Linked DNA regions of Homo sapiens: region 2 is linked to region 1. A link is an interaction called in ENCODE POLR2A ChIA-PET data of the cell type or tissue named here. Cell type or tissue: endothelial cell of umbilical vein. All regions are shown on one strand.

Region 1 (4,000 bases):
TGAGTGTGTGAGTGCATGTGCATGCATGTGTATGCGTATGTGTGTGTTTGTAACATTTTCATCAGTTTTTTGCTTGCCCTCTATTTATGGTATTTTCAGATGTGATTAGATTTATTTGGTCTTTGACATTATGATTTCTGTCTCTATCATTGAGTTTAGAAGGCCAATATTATTCCTACCTCATTACCAAAGAAATACTTAATTCTATCTGCTTACAGATTTAACTTTTTTCTTTTTCCTTTTAAATCTCTAATACATTTGGAATTTAATTTTCTTACTGATTAAACTTTACTTGTATATGTTTATATTTTATAATGATAATATTAAACCATTTGTAATGCTTAAATTAAATATTAAATGGTCATAACACCATTTATTTAAAGCCTATTCTTTCTTTCAGGTTTGATATACTGACTTTTTCATCATGTTGATAATCTTGTGATATATTCCTGTTAATGCTCCATTGGTTTCTACATTTTTTATCCTGTTCTTATAAGTTGTCTGTCTCCTCCTGTGGCTGTTCTATTTTATTTTAATTACTGAAACTTTATTGGACAATAGTAAGCTCAGAAGAGAATATCTGTAGGACAACAGTAGGCTCAAGGAGAAATCATCTGTTCTCCTAATCTTTTACTATTTTTCGTATTTTCCTGACTGATCTTCAGTATTTCTGGAAAATTGACAAGCAATGCAGATTTTGGATAATAGTGCAGGCTTCACTTTCATTGTGCCTGGGTTCAAATCCCAGCTTCTTAGCTGACTGGCAATGTGACCCAGCAAATTTATTTACTTTGGCATGGCTCAGTTTTCTTATCTGTAAAGTAAGGGTAATAGTAGTCCCTATATTATAAGTTTATTATGATGATTGTGTGGGTGGAACCCGTGTGTGGCACACACCGGCACTTAGTGAGAAGTTAGCTTTGCCATTTTCCTTTATTCTTCACTTTAATTTTAGAATTATTTTGTCAACTTCAAAAAAGTTCATTATGAATCTTATTACTGAGTCTTCTCTAGAAGCATGACATGACTCTTCATTCACTTGTTTTCTTTTGCGTCTCTCGGGAAGTTTTGCATTTTCTGTTGTGTATATATAATATTTGTACATTATATCTAACTATCTATCTATCTATCTATCTATCTATCTATCTATAGATATATATATATACTTGCACAATTATATCCACATACACTCTAAGAAATAAGGCCAGCAGAAAATATGTGGGTATGTTAGACTATAATTATCTCTGAGTATTAGGTTATGAGAATTTTTTCATTTGTAGTATTCTATACATTTTAAAACTTATTAACTGAGCATTACTGATATAAATCAATAATTTTTAAGTGACTTTTGTGCCCTACTACGCTGGTGCTGTGTGCTTCAGACTGAAGGGCAGTGCCTGTTAGATCTTATGTGCTACATGTTACACAAGTACTTTGGGAAATAAGCTGTTGTTTTAAAAAATGTGTCATCAATTTCTAGAGAACTGGACATAACTTTGAAGCAAAACAATTTTAAGTGGATGACTAAAATCCTTCCTGAAAACGCATGCCTGTGGTCCCTGTGAAATCACCTTTTCTCCCCCTTTCCTAATCTCCTTTCCCTCCTAAATCTAAATTTTCTTGTAATGCTTCAAAATATCTGGACTTGATCTCAGAAGATATTCTGTCATGCATATTGACAGGACTGGGTACTTTCAGCAAAACAAAGGACATCTTTAAATTTTTACCAGCCCCAGATAGAAGTGTCTAGAGTTCTAGATTTTAGGAGAAATACAGCCATGAAGGAAAATGTTGACATTTATTTCAACGTTTCAACAGGAGGAAAGAATGAGAACACAATGTACAGATCAGCCTTTCCTCTCATGTTCTTACAATGGGAGAAGGAGAGAGGGTATTTGAGACACCAAAGCATGAAAGCCATGACACAGGGAAAATACTGAGAACATAACCTACAGATCAGATTTTCCTTTTATGCTCTTACCATGTCATAAGGCAAAGTGCTTGTTTGAGATTTCAGGGCACAAGAGCCACTACAGCAGGAAGGCGTCGCATCATCGGAACATTTGTGATCAAAGAGAAGACTGTCTGCACAAAGCACGGACTGCAGCCAAGGGGTCCTTCACCCACTGTTCTCACAAATGCTTGCCTTTGCTATCACAACTGCTATTGCCAGCTGGACGCTGAGTGTCCCCTCAGGGTTCATAGAGATCTGTCTCCCTGAGGTCTCTTAGGTGCTGCTGCTGACCAGTAGTAACTTGGTGAAGACCCTCGATTGTGAGGACATTGTGGTGAAATGTTGCTTTCTTGACAAAACAAATGTGTTTCCTTCTGATCCATGAACAAAGATCTGTTGAATAAATATTATGAGCGTGTAGAAGGGAGAGACTTTATCTGATCAGACTAGGGAAAGGGTGCTTTTAATATCTGTGGAACAATCTGTAAGATCGGACGTTTCCTCTGATAACAGAAACTCCAGAGTTACAAGAGAAATGGCTTCCTGACATCACAGACACTAAAAGGCCTTCTGAGTAGGAGTAGCAGTTGAATTTTTGACTACTATGTAAGGGAAATACAGTACCAAAAAAAAAAAAAACCCATGGAGATCAAGTCATTTCTTACTAGCAAGTACCCCTGACTTCTACGTATTTGTTGTTAGATCCACAAAGAATATAGTATAACTTCATTTTCTATCAACTATTAGGGATCTATAGTGCCATAACAAAGTACTCTAAAATTTATCAGCTTAAACAGTAAACCTTTATTATCTCACATGGTTCCTGAGGGTCAGGAATCTGACAGTGACCTAGCTTGGTGATTCTGCCTCGGGGGTGCTCATGAAGTTGTGGTCAAGCTGTTGACTACACTTTTTCATCTCGGAAGACTTGACTGCAACTGAGGGACTTGCTGCTAGGGTCACTCATGTGGCTGTTGGCAGGAGGCTTCAGGACCTGTCTGTGTGGAGCACTCTCTGGGGCTGCCCTCGAGATGGCTTCTCTCAGAGGGGGTGATTCAAGAGACAGAGTCCCAGACAAGTACAGGATGCCTTACATAACCTAATCTTGGAAATGGCACGTGATCACTTATTCCATATTATATTGATGACATAGACCTGACCTGGTACAGTGAGGGAAAAGACTACACAAGGATATAAACACCAGGATGCAGAGATCAGGGGGCCATCTTGGAGGCTGCCTGCCACAGCTATTAAAGGTAATTTGTTGACAACTCACAATTTCTAGCTACCCAGTTGCTCATTCTTTTGCTTAAACTATTCAAGGCTGGTGGGGGACATGTGAATCCTGTTAAAATGTGGAAAGATCTAAATGTGTTTTATAGAAAAAATTGAGTAAACTTTTTTTGCTTAATAAGCAAAAGAATGATGAGGAAGGAAGGGGCAATTGTGTGTGTGTGTGAGAGAGAGAGAGAGAGAGAGAATATAAAAATCTAATTTTTTACCAAAATTATTTTTTTTCTTCCGGGTGAACATGTGGCTTTAACATAACTTCTATTCCACAAACTCAAAATCAAGCACCTCTGTTAACTCTTAACTAAACATAGACTTTTTCTGAACTTTGGAATAGGAGTAAGGGGGAAGAGTGAAACACACTAGCTTTCATGCCTTGTTTAATTTCTAATTTCTTAAAGAGTGGACAAGAAAGAGAATGAATTCAGCAAAGTCTTTGATCCCTACAGTTCATATTCAGACAAATAGGAGCCAATTATTAAGGCTAACTGCCTCAGTAAAATAAAAAACAGCCAATTTAACTTCTGAACACAGGAAGGTTTTTTACCCATTATGGAATCATGAAAGATCTGAATGCACATGATATGGTGTAACCATAAAATAAGGTTGAGTTTTTGCTTCCTGTTAAATCTCATGAGAACAAGCATTCTGAGTGAGGGGTGCGGTAAAGACACACAGGGCTAGTCTTAAAAGAAGGTAAAGTTTCTGGCTATGTATTAGGCTTGATTAGAATTTTCTGGTTAAAACGAATTCTCC
Region 2 (4,000 bases), 170 kb before region 1:
TCTAGGATGTCTGTTGCTGTCTACAAAACAAGAGTAGTAGCCAGTGTGGTGGCTCACTCCTGTAATCCCATAGTTTTGGGAGGCTGATACAGGAAGATCACTTGAGGCTGAGAGTTTGTGCCCAGCTTGGGCCACATAGCAAGACCCTGTCTCTAAAGAATAAAAAAGTAAACAATAAATAAGCTGGGTGTGGTGGTCCAGGCCTGTAGTCCCAGCTACTTGGGAGGCTGAGGTGAGAGGAATACTTGAGCCCAGGAGATTGAGGCTGCAGTGAGCCAAGATGGTGCTACTGCACTCCAGCCTGGGTGACAGAGTGAGACCTTGTCTCAACAACAAACAAACAAAAGAAATCAACAATGAAACCCCAAAAACCTACAACAACAACAACAACAACAACAACAACAACAACAACAAAACCAAAACAAGAACTCCTTCCCAAAGAAAAGTAGTAAACCATTCATGGTTATAAGCATTAAATGTGATGTCCTATTAAAGTGTCTAAATCATGGTCAGGAACCCGATAGGTGCTTGAAATCTAGAAATTTCATTCCTACATAAGGGCCAATTATTGAGCATAGGTCAGATGACCAGTTAAGAAAGCTGCGGTGCAGTAAATTGGAAAGGGAATTGGTGATGTTGGGGAATTCAGGGCAGGATTTGTACCCCCTAAAGGAGCAGTTCAAATCTCAATGATGACTTAGGATGTAGGTCCTTATGGTGAACCTGACAGGGGCTGCTGTGCTGTGAAGTATTGCTTTGAAATCGGGGTCAGGGGTGAAGCAGCTGTTGACGAGGGTGCCCCTCTCTTCTGACCTCTTGGCCTGCCCTTTCTTCTTGCTCCTATGTAGACACTTTCATGAACTACACAGTGGTCTCAGAGGGCTGCAGAAGCTTTATGTAGAGCAGACGTTCTTGAACTTTCGGTCTAAAGACACCTTCGTACTCTTAAAAACTCTCAGAACTTTAAAGAGCTTCTGTCTACCTGGTTAATTCTATTGATATTAAGCACATTAGACATGAAAACTGAGAAATTAAAAAAATAAATTTTTAACAATTATTTAAAAATGCCGATAAACTCATTGCCTGTTAACATAAATCTCTTTTATAAAAACAATTATTTTTAAAAAACGAAAGTATCAAAAAGAATTACCTTTTTTTACTTTGTTTACATTGTTCTGGAAATCTCTTTAATGCATTGCTCAACAGAATACAGATAAGTTCTCATATCTGCTTCTGCATTCAATGTTGGAGAAGTTCTGCATCATGCGGTCTCTGGAAAAGTCCACTGTACGTGTGTATGAAAAAGACACATACCATGTTTGAATTATTATGAAAGTAGTTTTGACCTTGAAGACTCTGAAAGGATCTCAGGAACCTTTGAGAACTGATAATATAACGTATCTTTTTCTTGGTAATAATGTTTTTGAACATTCTCAGTATTCCCTCTCAGCTTCCTCCTGGTGCCTGTGTTCAAGCAATCACAATTGCTAATGATTCTTCTTGCAAAATTCTTAGGTTTGGCAACCCTGGAAATAGTAGATTTGATCTTTAGCTGTCTCCCTCACTCTTATCTTTCCTCTTTCCTTGACAGCTGTTCTTTCCTTTTCACTCTTGGTGGCACAAGCTTGGGAGGTTTTCCATCCAGGCTGGTGCCTCTTAACTTCTCTCTCTGCCTCTAGGGCCTGACAGCTGCCAGGCTGTCCTTTATCTGACATTGTTCACAGTTTACTTCCTTCCCCCAAAGTCTTGGTTTTGACTAAAATGTATTAATTCTTGGTTATGTTTTATAAAGATATCAAAAACTTTTTCAACCAAAGTTTAAAAAAGAATTTGCAGGGTGGGGGTGGGCATGTGTAAAGAATCTCAGGCATCTTCACTGATGAACTTCAGAAACTGTGTCAGTAGATTTCTGATGCCAGCCAGGATTGAGTAATAGGCCCTAGATTTACTTTCTCATAAGAAACAACTAAATTACTCTACAAAATATGCAAAACCAGGGTTTTTAAGAATTGGACATCAGCTAAGGAAGGATAGTGATCCCTGAGAGGCAGAAAACAAAGCCCTGTGACTTCTCCTGCTTACTGATGTGAGAGTTTCCAGGCCATGGCACAGGGAAGCGTGACCCAGGCAGAGTCAGTGAGAAGACTACCCAAAGTCAGAAAAAGCGCCTCCCTAAAAGATTAGATGAAATAGTGGACAGGAGGAGGAATAATTCCTATTCTCACCAGCCAGACTGGAAAGTCTCGTAATTCATAGGGATTTGTTAGAGGACTCAGAAGCATCAAGCTTCAGAAGTGGGATAAAATGAGTCCTAGAGTGAATGGTGCTGTGGTCCTGTCTGCCGAGTCTTAAAAGCAAGATCCAAAAGAATCAAACTATTCTCAATAACTCAAATGCATCCTAAGACACAAAAATATTCAGCATCTAACAAGTTAAAATCCACAATGTTTGGCATTCAACCAAAAAATTACCAGGTATGCAAATAAGGATGATAATAATGCAGAGGAAAATGAGTCAAAACCAACCAAGAACTAATAGAGATGTTAGAATTAGCAGACAAGGACATGGAAACAGTTTTTATAACTGTATTCCATAAACACAGAGGTAAGTAGAGAAACAAAAGACGTGAAAATGCCTGCGTCTAACTTCTAGAGATAACAACTACAATTTCTGAGGTAAAAAAAATGACTGGATGAGATTAATAGCAGATTAGATATTGCAGAAGAATAGATCAGTGAATCGAAAGACATAACAATAGAAACTATAAAAAAAAACCACAGAGGAGGAAAAACAAACAAGTAAAGAACAGAGCATCACGAAACGGTGGGAAAATTTCAAGTCACCAAATACACATGTAATTGGAGTCACTCAAGGGAAAAAGGGAGTGACAGGAAAAATATTTGAAGAAATAATGGCCAGGAGTTCTCCAAGCTGAACTGAAAATTACAAACCCACATACCCAAGAAGTTCAGTGAACCTTAAGAAACTTGAGGACAAACACATCATTTCATCATAATTAAATTTCTTAAAATCAGCGATAAAGAAAAAATCTTAGAAGCCTGAGGGAAAAAATACGCCTACCAAGAAACAGCAGTGACACAGATGGTAGCAGATTCCTCATAGAAACAATGCAAGCTAGAAGAGTTTGGAGCATGATCTCTAACATACTAAAGGAAAAAATTGTCAACCAAGAATTTTATACACAGTGAAAATATCTTTCAAAAACAAAGACACAATAAAGCCATTTCAGATATATAAAAGCTGAATTAATCACTAACAGACCTGCACTACAAAAATGTTAGAGGAAATCCTTCAGACAGAAGGAAAAGGATACTAGATGGAGATCTGGATCTATCCAAAGGATAGAGCACCAGAAATGCCAAATTATTATTTAAATGACTTTAAATGAAAATTATTTAAACAGAAGTAATAATGATGTAGTGTGAGGTTTATAGGATATGTAAAAGTAAAATGAATGACAAAATAGCACAAAAGTCACGCAAGGGAAAATGAAACTATACTATTTTAGGGTTCCTGTATGTAGGGTGATACAGTATCATTTATAGGAACAGTTTTAGCACTAAATACCTGTTTTAAAAAGAAGAAAATTGTCAAATTGGTGACCATAGCCTCCACCTTAAGTAACTAGAAAAAGGAATAAATTACACACCAAACAAGCAAAAGATAAGACATAATAAAGATCAAAGCAGAAAGCAACTAAATAGAAAACAGAAATACAATCAAGGACATCAATGACACCAAAGCTTTGATGTCATTTGATGACACCTTTGAGAAGATCAATAAAATTGATAAACCTTTAGCTGGATTGACTGTGGATTAAAAAGAGAAGACAGAACAATCAATGGTAGGAACTAGGTAATATCACTATACTACACCACAAATAGTAAAAGAATAATAAGGGAATACTAGGAACAAAATTAGGCATAAAACATATACTTTTAGATGAAATAGATAAATTCTTTGAAGGACCCAAGCTACC

Evidence for each region. ChIA-PET counts read pairs that join two places held together with the same protein. Peaks named below come from ENCODE experiments on the same cell type or tissue, not always from the same donor. Only the 100,000 strongest peaks of a DNase experiment are listed, where the experiment ranks them.
Region 2: POLR2A ChIA-PET joins it to region 1 with 7 read pairs; 2 of 35 experiments call an interaction of 5 or more read pairs at or near these places.

Annotation. Positions count from the first base shown.
Region 1 is chr2:102,302,962-102,306,961 of GRCh38, forward strand. No RefSeq gene overlaps it. Among named protein-coding and RNA genes, the nearest start is that of IL1RL1, 6.6 kb to the right of the region's middle. In endothelial cell of umbilical vein, no CTCF peak of the experiment used is centred here; DNase peaks (open chromatin) are centred at 1,580, 1,800 and 2,220; H3K27ac peaks cover 2,893 bases.
Region 2 is chr2:102,128,883-102,132,882 of GRCh38, forward strand. It overlaps a transcript of IL1R1 not described here. Among named protein-coding and RNA genes, the nearest start is that of IL1R1, 12 kb to the right of the region's middle. In endothelial cell of umbilical vein, no CTCF peak of the experiment used is centred here; no DNase peak of the experiment used is centred here.